2 separate regions of the Homo sapiens genome follow, and region 2 is linked to region 1. The links are chromatin contacts, found by Hi-C or POLR2A ChIA-PET in ENCODE. All regions are on one chromosome and are shown on one strand. Each heading gives the region's core, a stretch centred on a gene start or an enhancer-like site at or near the end of the contact. The rest is flanking DNA. Distances are from core to core; before and after follow the strand shown.

Evidence for each region. Hi-C counts contacts between places; a loop is a spot of excess contacts on that map. ChIA-PET counts read pairs that join two places held with the same protein, here RNA polymerase II (POLR2A). Pooled maps may share reads with other maps.
Region 2: a map of Ramos shows a loop between it and region 1 (2.2-fold over the local background). The contact joins two enhancer-like sites. A Hi-C loop is called at or near these places in 2 of 168 maps with a recorded cell type or tissue (OCI-LY7 and Ramos) and 2 of 50 pooled maps. POLR2A ChIA-PET finds 5 or more read pairs at or near these places in 3 of 52 experiments (H1, RWPE1 and WTC11).

The regions. Positions count from the first base shown.
Region 1 is chr5:158,283,818-158,289,352 of GRCh38, reverse strand. No RefSeq gene overlaps it. Among named protein-coding and RNA genes, the nearest start is that of LINC02227, 120 kb to the left of the region's middle. Within about 2 kb of position 1,517, at least 2 of the 41 ENCODE cell types and tissues checked have a DNase peak (open chromatin) inside an H3K27ac peak, as active enhancers do.
Region 2 is chr5:158,396,572-158,401,832 of GRCh38, reverse strand. All of the region lies in intron 1 of LINC02227 (long intergenic non-protein coding RNA 2227), which reads left to right. Among named protein-coding and RNA genes, the nearest start is that of LINC02227, 11 kb to the left of the region's middle. Within about 2 kb of position 3,137, at least 3 of the 41 ENCODE cell types and tissues checked have a DNase peak (open chromatin) inside an H3K27ac peak, as active enhancers do.

The DNA of each region.
Region 1 (5,535 bases), core at 268-2,767:
AACACCTTCGCGTGAATTAATTTACTGTACCTATAGGTAGAGGGTAATCCAAAGAAGACCAAAAATACAAGAAATTTCCACCCAAAGAATACAGGTTTGAGCAGAGGATCTGGATACCAAAAAGAAGACAGAATCACTTACCATCTTGCTAGCAAGTAAGGAATCACTCTGTCAGCAAGGTGAGGAGCTGAGGATCTACTGTATCTGTCAGGACTCAATCAGAGAGGCAGAACTACTAGAAGGGATATGTATACAAGCATATGAAAGGATTTCTTACAGGGATTTGACTTTACTTAATTGTGGCACTGGTTAAGCAGTTTCTCAAGGCTGTTGTCTTCCCATCTTATACTGGAGCTTAGGGCCTGCAAGGCAGGCCGGGGAAAGGGAAGATGGATGTAAAGTAAAGGAGAGCAAGAAGCTGAAAGCCACTGCATAAGCTGATGCTCACAAGGATGCACTGGAACCTATGTCAGTGCTCACTGCCTCTGACCTTGATGGTCTGCTTTTCCTACAGAGGCCAGAGCCCTTCATCTTGGAGATAGGCACACACATAGCCCAAAAGTTGGAGAAGCTATGCAGACCTGCCTAGCTGCTGCCTCATGCCAAAGAGGTGAGCCTACAGACAACTGACAGTGTGTGGAAGCTACAAAATGGCTACTGCTTCAGCTCCAGTCTCCAGATCTTATGAAAAGAAACTTTCTGCAGCCTACCCTAATGGGAACACATCAGGAAAGGGATTCTGGAATCCTGGGACATGCAGTTCAGTCTAATCAGTTGCTATATTACAAAGCCATCCATCAACTGAAGAATGGACTAGTAATGCCAAGTCCTGCCTATCTGCCGCCATCTCCTTCTACCCTGCTCCTACCCACATAGCTGTGATCATCTCTGGATTACACTAGGAATGACCAGGAAGTCCATTCTATAGGTTCACCAAGCCATCAGCTGTACTTACACACTCTCTCTTTCTCTCTCTCTCTCTCTCTGAATTTTTTTCATGTAAACCAAGAAACACACAGAGCCTCATCAGTTAGATGTCTGAGGGGATTTGTAGAGGCTGAGAAAGTAGAAGCTGAGTGAGGCTGAGGCGACCATTCAGACTGTGTACAAGCAAAGGAGAGTTGGAGCCGAGAAAAGCAATAATGAGAGAGACCTGGGGACGTTTGAAAAACAAAGAGAGGCCCTTCATTTCCTAGATTTCTCTTAGGGCTTCAGCTGTACTTTGCTTCCTGTGTAAACATACGATGGCCAATTGCAATAAAACTCCACTTTCTCCTTTACTTTTGCCAGCTGGGCTATGTTTATGTTTCTGGTGTTTGCAGTCAATCTCTGCCTGAGTCAGACAGCTGAGGTTGAAGGTAAGTTGGACCTGCTTCCCAGTTCTCCCTTGTTACCACATTCAGTGACCCAGACGGCACAAGTTGGAGGTGACTCAGTTCACATTCATGAAGATGTCTGTGAAGTCACAGTAACTTGGAATCAATGGTGAATAGAGCAAAAGCTACAGAAGTCACAGAAACGCTTCCCTCCTGCGCTGAGTGCTGGGCACGTCACCTCAGCAGAGGCCTCATAGCGGGGAAATCTCAACTCACTGCTCCTTGTAAAATGCACACTTGAGAGATGGCGCTCTTCCCAGAGCTGTCAATCTTTCAGCATTCACGATCCTGAAAATCAATTTAACAGAACGTTTTAAAGTAACTTTTTCAAACTTTATGCCAAAAAGAAAAAAAGAAAAGAAAGAGGGAAGTGCTAATTGCACTTTAGAGCTTCAGATGTTTTTTTCAGTCCAGGATCTCAAAGTATGTGATGAACTCTCATTTCACACAACCTTGCTTCACCCCTTGGTGGAAACAGATTGGTATTGTTGAGTTCATTTTACAATATGGATAAACTGAGGACCTTCTCAAGAAAGATGAGAATGCCATCATTTCCAATTTCCCACTTCAAGAGGAATTAAGGAACAGCGTGGCTCATTTAAATCACAGACCTTATAAATGCCACTGGCTGAGATAATATGTCAGACATATTTCATTTGCAAATACTCCACTCAAGGTGTTGCTTCGTTGGTCACTATATGCCTTCCCCACTAGGTTGAAAACAAATGGACAGCTGATAGCTCACATCTTTACAATTCTATAAATAAAACTATTAAGAGAATGCATCCATCCCACCTTCATTTTCTGAAAACTTCAGAGAGGAAATCTGAGTGAGGGATTTGGGTGGGTGGCCAAAGTGGACCAATTTCTGTGGCCAGAGAGAGAGATACTGTGATTGGCCAGGTCTGGGTCACATGGTCACCCCCATGGCCAATGGAAGCAGAGAACATTACCAGGAAGAAGAAAGAGAGCTAGCATAAACATAACCAGCTGGGAAATCGCTGTGGGCTGAGCAGCCACCCAAAATTGTGTGGTCAAGAAAGCTTCTACCTCAGCAACTAAGAAGTAGCCATAATGGGTACAGAAATACAGTTAGAAAGAATGAATAAGATCTAGCATTCTAGTAGTCAGTAGCACAATAGGGTAACTATAGTTCACAATAATTTCTCGTATAGTTTTAAATAACTAAGAGAGTGGAATTGGAATGTTCTGAACACAAAGAAATGATAAATGCTTGAGATGATAAATACCCCAGTTACTTTGATTTGATCATTACACATCCTATGCCTGTATCAAAACATTACATGTGCCCCATAAAGATATACAATTATTATGTAACCATAACAAATTAAAAGTTTAAAAAATTAAACTGCAAAAAGAGGTATATGTTAACCTACGTTATTCTCTCCCTGTCTTAAGCACTCTAATATAAAGATAACTCGTAGCTAAATCTTTGTGCACATTCACACTTGACTCCATAGGATAAATTCTTAGAAGTGAAATACCTAGATTAAATTTTTTGTTTGTTTGTTTGTTTGAAGCTTTTGATCTCCTTTGCTAACCTGCTTTTCAGAAAGGAAGTACAAATATATGTTCACACCTATATGTGAATGCTTTATCATTATTTTTATTTGCTTCCTAATTGAAGGGTGAACATGTAATAAAACAGCCTATGAAGGCAAATGAAACAGTAAAGAGAAGTAAAGGACCCAAATAAATGACCATTTAGACAATCAGGATCTGAACATCTGAGAAATGTTTGGACTGACGAGCTAGGAATTAAATTCAGGTGAAATGACAGATTATCCTAGTCCTATCTATGATCAAGGGCTGTGACTTTCCCGAATCAGGTAGCAGTGTGATCAAGAAGGGCCTTTCATGTCAGGCAGCTGAGCATTTAGGAGTAGCTGGCCATGCATAGCTCCCTTCCCTAGCCTCCACCGATGAGAAAGCAGGGATGCCAGTCTCTCTTGGCAGCAAGCAGATGAGAATGCATTTCTCAAAGATCACAGCCCCTGGAAGCCAAGGCAGCATACCTGTCAGAGGCAGACTCTGCCCTATAATTGCCCCTGATACACGGTGGGCTAATTGCCATTGCTGAAAATAATCTCCAAAGACTACAGCAGGCGTCATAAATAACGAGAGGCTCAGCGACAGCCCACTATGACAAGGTCTCAATCGCTCTTATCTTTTACTAGAGTGGAGCTTGTGCATTTGTGTTACTAATGAATCTTTTTCATTTGTGCAAGTGATGTTTCCATTTGACAATGACATGAACATAAAGTGGAAGTTAATTTACTCCATTGCAAGAGGTTCATTATTTAACCTGACGTTGAGGACAAAACAATGTAGCTTAATAGATGACAAATAGAAATTAGTTGTGATGAATTTTGCCATTTAATTCTAGCAGACTCACTGAATGTTTGCCATAAACATGGCAAGAGAGCCAGGGTTACCTTCTCTGTGGGTGGGACTTGCTTACTTTGGTATTTCCAGAGTATCATCCAAGGATAGAGAAGCTTCCATTGGGAAGTTCCATTGGAAACAATTTCCAGTTACACAGTAAACTTTGGAGACTAATGACGATGCCCTGCCAGTGGGTCAAATTTTATTAGACTTTGTTCCTTTAACACTGGAAAAACAATTGATTTGCAAGGCTAGACACTAGAAGTTGTATTGAATATTGATCGTTATTAGCACTGGTGCCTAAAACTCTATGCTTGTACATTTTTGTTCTTGCACATGGAGGTAGCTGAGCGATAACAGGAATGGGCTATAATTCTAGAATAAAATGGAACTTGTGTTTGAATCCAGGTCAACTAGTTAGGAACTGAGTGTGCTTGAGTTATTCAACTTCTCCTAGCCTCAGTTTCCTCTCCTATAGAATGGGGATGATAATAGCATTTACCTCATAGTATAGATCACATAGGATCCTGAGAAGAGAGAGATACATATAACTTGTAATTTTTATGGCATTGATGTCCTTAAATAATGGTTAGTCAGTGATTCTACTTTTTTCTTCCTCTACCTAAATAGGCTCCCTGTCAGAAAACCAAGATATGTCATTTATACTTTCAAATAATCAGCATGCTCCTTCTCCCATAGTTATTTGCACTTGCATAGGCCTTTTCACTGCAGAGAGGAAGACTCTGTCCCCAGTTTAAGTAATTTTAGGTCCAATTAATTGTATAATGAAGAAAGAAAGGAGGAAATCATTTTAGGCAAAAAGGACAGGCTGTGCAAAGGCTCTGTGTTAGTAGGGAATGTGAGAAATACAAGAGAATAGAAGAAATCCGATTTCTATTTAGGGCATAGACATTCAGAAGGTCATGGTAGGAGAAATAGGAGGGCCAAGACTTTGAAGGCCATGGTGAAGAGTTTTGTCTTTATCCAAAAGCAATGAGTGGAAGGCCACTGAAGTGTCCTAAACCAAGCAGTGATATATTTCAATTTCATTTCAAATAGATAACCCTGGAAGGGGTGTGGAAAATAGATGTGGAGGCAGGCAAGAGTGGATGGAGGCAGGCAAGAGTGGATGTAGCCAGACGAGGCTGGAGGCTACCCCAGTGGCCCAGACTGAGATTGCAGTAGTTTAGAGAAAGCAGTGGTAGAGACAGAGAAATGGAAAGGTTTGATTAATACGGAGGAGGTAAAATTAACTGGCCTTGGCAATGGGTTGGACATAAGCATAAAAAAGAAGGGGGTATCAATGATGACTTGCATGGGCCATCAGCATGCTAGATGCAAAACAAAATAATAAAGTTTAGAGAGAGCAAATTAATTTTCCTAAATTAACAAACATCGATTAGTGACCGAGCTTATGATATGTATGTGGTGTGTATATGTGTGATATGTGTGTATAAGAGAGAAAGACAAAGTATTTATGTGTATGCTGTGTGTTCACACGCACATATCCAGGATATACTATTTAGATAAACTAAAGATTTGAGCCCTGTTTTGCCTCTAGAAGTTAGGAACCTTGTATCTGCCTCTCGCCTCTACTAACTGCATCCCTGTGACATATTACTCAGGCCCCGTGCTTATTTTTCTAAACTGCAGAGTGCATATGCAGCCCTCCATACACTCTCTTTTATCTATCCAGTGTGTGGCCACCTCATTTTTATTGTTATTCTGGCTTCTATTCAATGTATTAGTTTGT
Region 2 (5,261 bases), core at 1,888-4,387, 110 kb before region 1:
AAAGTCCTTGATATATGTCAAAGACATGCCCTTATCTGTGACAAAGCCATAAAAATGTGTTGCTTTAATTCCCTCTGTAAATCAGTTTTTCTACTCCATTCCCTTAATTATGTGCCAGTTTTCTCTGGAATCACTCCAATGTCTAGGATTTTTTTTCCTTAACCCAGAATGTTTCCAAAATATAAGTGTGGGAAACCAATATGGTCTGACAAACCTGCTCTTCCTCTTTAGTGATACCCTTTACACCCAGTTCCAGTGACTCCTTTCTCTTTGTCAAATGATTCAAAAAAGAATGAAACTATCTCTAGATTCATCCCGCATGCTTATTTGTAGGGGCATTTGTTCATCATAAAGACTATCCAATTTGATTTATTTTTCTATAGATAGCTAATTTTTCACTTTTTATCCTCCTATGGAATCTCTTATTATTATTTTTAACTCCGGAGTTATTTATTTAGTCTGGTAGTTAACACCAGGTGCTGTGGACTGGCATCATCAAGGAGTGGAATGGTATAACAGGAAGACTATCCTACCCCAATAGAGGTTTTTGTTTTTTTGTTTTGAGACAGGGTCTTGGTCTGTCATCCAGGCTGGAGTGCAGTAGTGCAATCTCATCTCAGTGTAACCTCTACCTCCTAGGCACAAGCAATTCTCCTGACTCAGCCTCCAGAGTAGCTGGGATTATAGGTGCACACCATCAAGCCTGGCTAATTTTTTTTTTTTTAAGAGATGGGGTTTCATCGTGTTGGCCAGGCTGGTCTCAAATTCCTGGCCTCAAGTGATCCACCCACCTCGGCCTCCCAAAGTGCTGGGATTACAGGCATTAGCCACCACGCCCTACCCCATATCCCAGTAGAGTTTTAGTTCAGGTTGTGATACTGACACACTATTTGGCTTTAAAGAAGGATTTAATGTCTCTGGGCCTAGCAAGCGGTTAGGAAGACAGAACTGGGTGATTCCTAAGACTTCTTCAGTTCTAACATTCCACAGTATCATTTCTTAATGGTCTGGTTAATATCTTTTCTGAGTTCTCATAGGCTCAAAATCAAACGAAGTCCTGGACCAACACCTGTAATATCTCGCCAAGCCTGCATTCATTACCCATATTCTGCATCTGTCAGGAGGTGACCATCCAGGCTCTTTCAAAGTCCATACCAAATGTACATGTGTGTTCATGCACACACATGCATGCACACACACTTAGCTTTGAAAGTGAGCATTTATGAAATCCAGTCCCACAGAAGTTCAGCTCTGTATCTTTTTTCCTGCTGGATATGCAAGAAAAAAGAAATGGTGTCCTTGTCCTTCACTCTGATAAGAAGGTGGCACACTGCCTTCCCCTCTGATAATCTAAATAAGGAACTATTTATCTGGAATGATTTATGCTATTTTCTAATATTCTGATTATAAAAACAGGTGAATATACCACAAACTTACCTTAATAGACTGTGGCCCGCCCTTTGCAATCTTTTTTGTGTATTTTTGGTTTAGGACATCCCTCCTTCATGCCCAGTCCCCTTGATAGGAACCAGCCATGCCTGGACTGAATAATCGCCATTATATGACTTCTCCCTAGTTTTGCAGTTTAGAATTCCATTCTTTTGGCTTCTGGGTTCATCTTAGATCACAATTTTGCTTGCTAAATTAAGAAGTAACTACCCAAAATCACACAGGCATGTATCAACACCTTTAATCTCCTAGGAGGCATATTGTCCTGACCTGCTGATTCATATAGTATGTGTTATGCTCAAATTACTGAAGAATTCCCTTACCAGCCTTTTGTCAATAGTTATTTTTGCAAGGTCTTCATTACTTCCTAATTGACTAAATTCATTTTCTTCATTTCTTTCATTAAAGACAGGCTTAGAAGTGACATCAATTTTGTAGCTTTTCTAATGGCTTTCTTCTTTCAGGCTTGTCCTCATTTCGAAACAGGTCTGTATTCTACCCTTAGCTTATATCATCTATCTATCTATCTATCTATCTATCTATCTATCTATCTACCTACCTACCTACCTACCTACCTACCTAGCTACCATCTAGCCATCTATCTATCATCTGTATTTTTGGATTTAATTGAGATTTTGAAAAGTCGCCAGTAACCGGATGTCTAGCTTTATAAACTTAGGTATGAATAACATTCCCCCTAGTAAGATTTCCCCCTTGCCTTAGTTCAATATGCATGGAACTACATGGCTGGACTAGGAGGAACCTGGCCTCTTTATTTCCTGACCATCATTTTCCCCTGATCTGGGCTTCTAAGATCAAGTCATCCTTGGTCTTTTTTACCTAGTGGATCCAAAAGTTTGATGTGCCTTCCCGAGGCTAGAAAATGCCCTACTACTATAAAAAGTTCATTGCCCCAGAATGAACTACATCTCACTGGGCTCTGCGTGCTGCATTCCTTGCCAATGCAAGTTCCTACTGAAGATTCAACAGGTCTTTCTTCAATGGCTACATTCAATTTGTTTCATGGCAAAAGTGCCCTGAATGCCCAAATTATAGTTGGGGTGTGTGTGTTTGTGTATGTGAGTTTTAATTCACTGAAAAAGTTGCTTCCCAAGGTTTAGTGTTGCACCTAGAAGATCTGAATCTGTGCATGTTCTGGGTTCTTCTGTTCCCTGGGCCCAGAAAAACCATTCCCTTTACCATTTTAATGGAGGGTTGAAGTCCTAGATCTGTGTCTTTCCAAATTATATAAATAACCCTCAGTCATTCGTTTTAGGAGCCTTGAAACCTCCCTTCACCAATGAGTCAGTAAAAGGCACCCTGGCCACTTTACTAGATGGAGACAGCCTAGAATTATAGAGAAAAGGAGGGGCTCCATCATGACTCTCTTAGAAGATCTTCAGGCTCCAAGGCAAATGTTCTTCCCCCTCCGTTGGGCTTGCTTAGCAATCGTTTTTTCTGGTCAGATACCTCACTGTACACTCTAAATATTCTTAAACATTAAAGCATTTTGCTAGTGGCTTCTTTTAGCATTTCCTTCTGAGACGCTATCCACACCTGGCTGACAATTTTAACCGTCTGTGTGGCTGGCCAACTTGGCTCAACAAACCACAGTAAGGGTGTGGGTGTTTTTCATTGAAGAAACTGCTTTTGCTGTTTTTACTGGCTTGACCAGTCAAGCGAATTAAAAGAAGTTGCATGTGCTTTTAAAAAATTAAACCATTTTTGGCACCTTGATCAGTGTTTTGTTGAAATCTAACTGATTTTTACTTGAGTTTGACACAAGTTGAGGTTTAAAATTGCTTTCATCTATAGACCTCCCCTTTCTATGAATAACCCACAGAGCCAGTCAACCCAGTATGAACATTCAGCTTGTCAGTTTTGCCATCTGCTACTTGGGCATAAAATCTAATGGTCCCCATTCATTGCTTAAGATCAAGATCTTTGAATATGGTAAGACCTAGAGGGGGTCTTTAGCCTGGTTTTGCCCTGCACTAGCTACATGACCTTGGGCAAATTACTTCCCTTTCTTTGTGCTTCAACCATCAAATGTGAAATGGGTTATTACTTTCTCTGTGATAAGTGCTCTTGAGGGTACAAAGATTATCAAAATAAGATCCCATGATCAATTAATTTATATTCTAAATGGAAGAAGAAGACAAAGACACAAATAGGTACATTGAGCAGTGAGTTCATGAGACATCTACGAAGGGCCATGGGGGAATTAAAGAAGGAGAGATTACTTCTCTGGGGAAGAGGGTTATCAGGAGGCCTCCTTGAAGAAGGTGATATTTAATGAAGAGTTTGATTCAACAGGCAGCAGTAAAAATAAGAAGAAATCAGCAATAGCAATAGCAATAGCAGCTAACACTTTTAGAATGTCTCCTGCAAGCCAGAGCCTATGCTGAGCAGGTGACTTGTACAATGTCACTCAACCCTTCCCACAGCCCCATGACTTAGGTATCATTAGCATATTTTATTTACAAGGCGGAGAGAGGTTCAATAACTTGCTGAAGAACATGCATCTTGTAAGGTTGTGCCTAGATTTCAATACAGAGCTTGTGTTCCTAACCACTGGGGATGTACTGCTTCCAGCTAGTTGGAAAGGGGGTGACAATAGAACCAGTAGGAAGAGTTTATACACACGCAAAAGAGGGCTGCAACAGTGTTCAAGGACAACTGGGTACTTATGTTTGGCTGCAGGAATGCATGAGAGAGCGGCAGGAGTAGGAGGTAAGGATGAGAACATAAGCTGAGGTCCCCATAGGGAGAGATGGCCTTTAGGAGCCCTGCAATCAGAGTAAGCCACACAGTCAGAGATTTGCTTCAGGAAGACGGATTTGGAAAGGAAGGTCACTAAGGCTGAACTGAACGGACTATGGACTGGTTGGGTTCAGGGGAAAGGAAGGTTGCTAAGGCTGAACTGAACGGACTTTGGACTGGTTGGATTCAGGGAGATGAAGGTGAGGCATGATTGCCAAGTTTCCATCAGGAGACAATGTGGAGGAAAGCATGTTGATAATTAGCGAGTGCCAATCAGATGTAAGATTTCTCTTTTCACTCATGCTCAAGTTGTGTAAGAATAGGGGTTCGCCATGCTTTTCTGTCACTAAAGAATATTCAGATTCCCCCAGAAAATCTCCCTCATGGAACAGGGTGGCAGCAGGGACACCTTCCAATGTCCTTTCTAAAATCATACGTCCATGCAATTTCCTAAGCCACAAGCACAACACACATAATGATAACTGAGTTCTTCATCCCTTCACATCCCTGTCAAGAAGAGGGTTAGAGGTAAAACAGAAAGGTACAGGGCTAGGGGCCAGTTTCAAACACATCCTAGTCACTTTCAATTTACATTATTTTGGACCAAGTCACTGATCTCTGTGCACCAAATTATCTCGTTAAATCCTCTTAACCACTCCAGGAGGCATAATGAATCCCATTTTGCAGGTGCAATAAACTGAAGCTCAAAAAAATTAAGGAAGGGCTGGGGTATGAACTCACATCTGCCATGCTCAAAAGACTGGGGGTTATCAGATCACTAAAGTCTTTAAAAATGTAACATTAATTTATTTGTAGTACTGACAGTCTCTATTTTAAGTACTCTAAAGTATGTGTAGCTCCTCAAGTGACCTTCCAATACTTCTTAATCTTATAACGCAGAAGTTTCTAGAACAATTTTTCCAAGCATCTTAGGTTTTGCTGAAAGAGTATCTTGCATAATTCCAACCCTGGCAAAACTCTCTTAATGATGTTATTTTACACCATAGGCATTGTGGTTGGCCTGAGTCAGCCATTTTTTTTTTAATTTT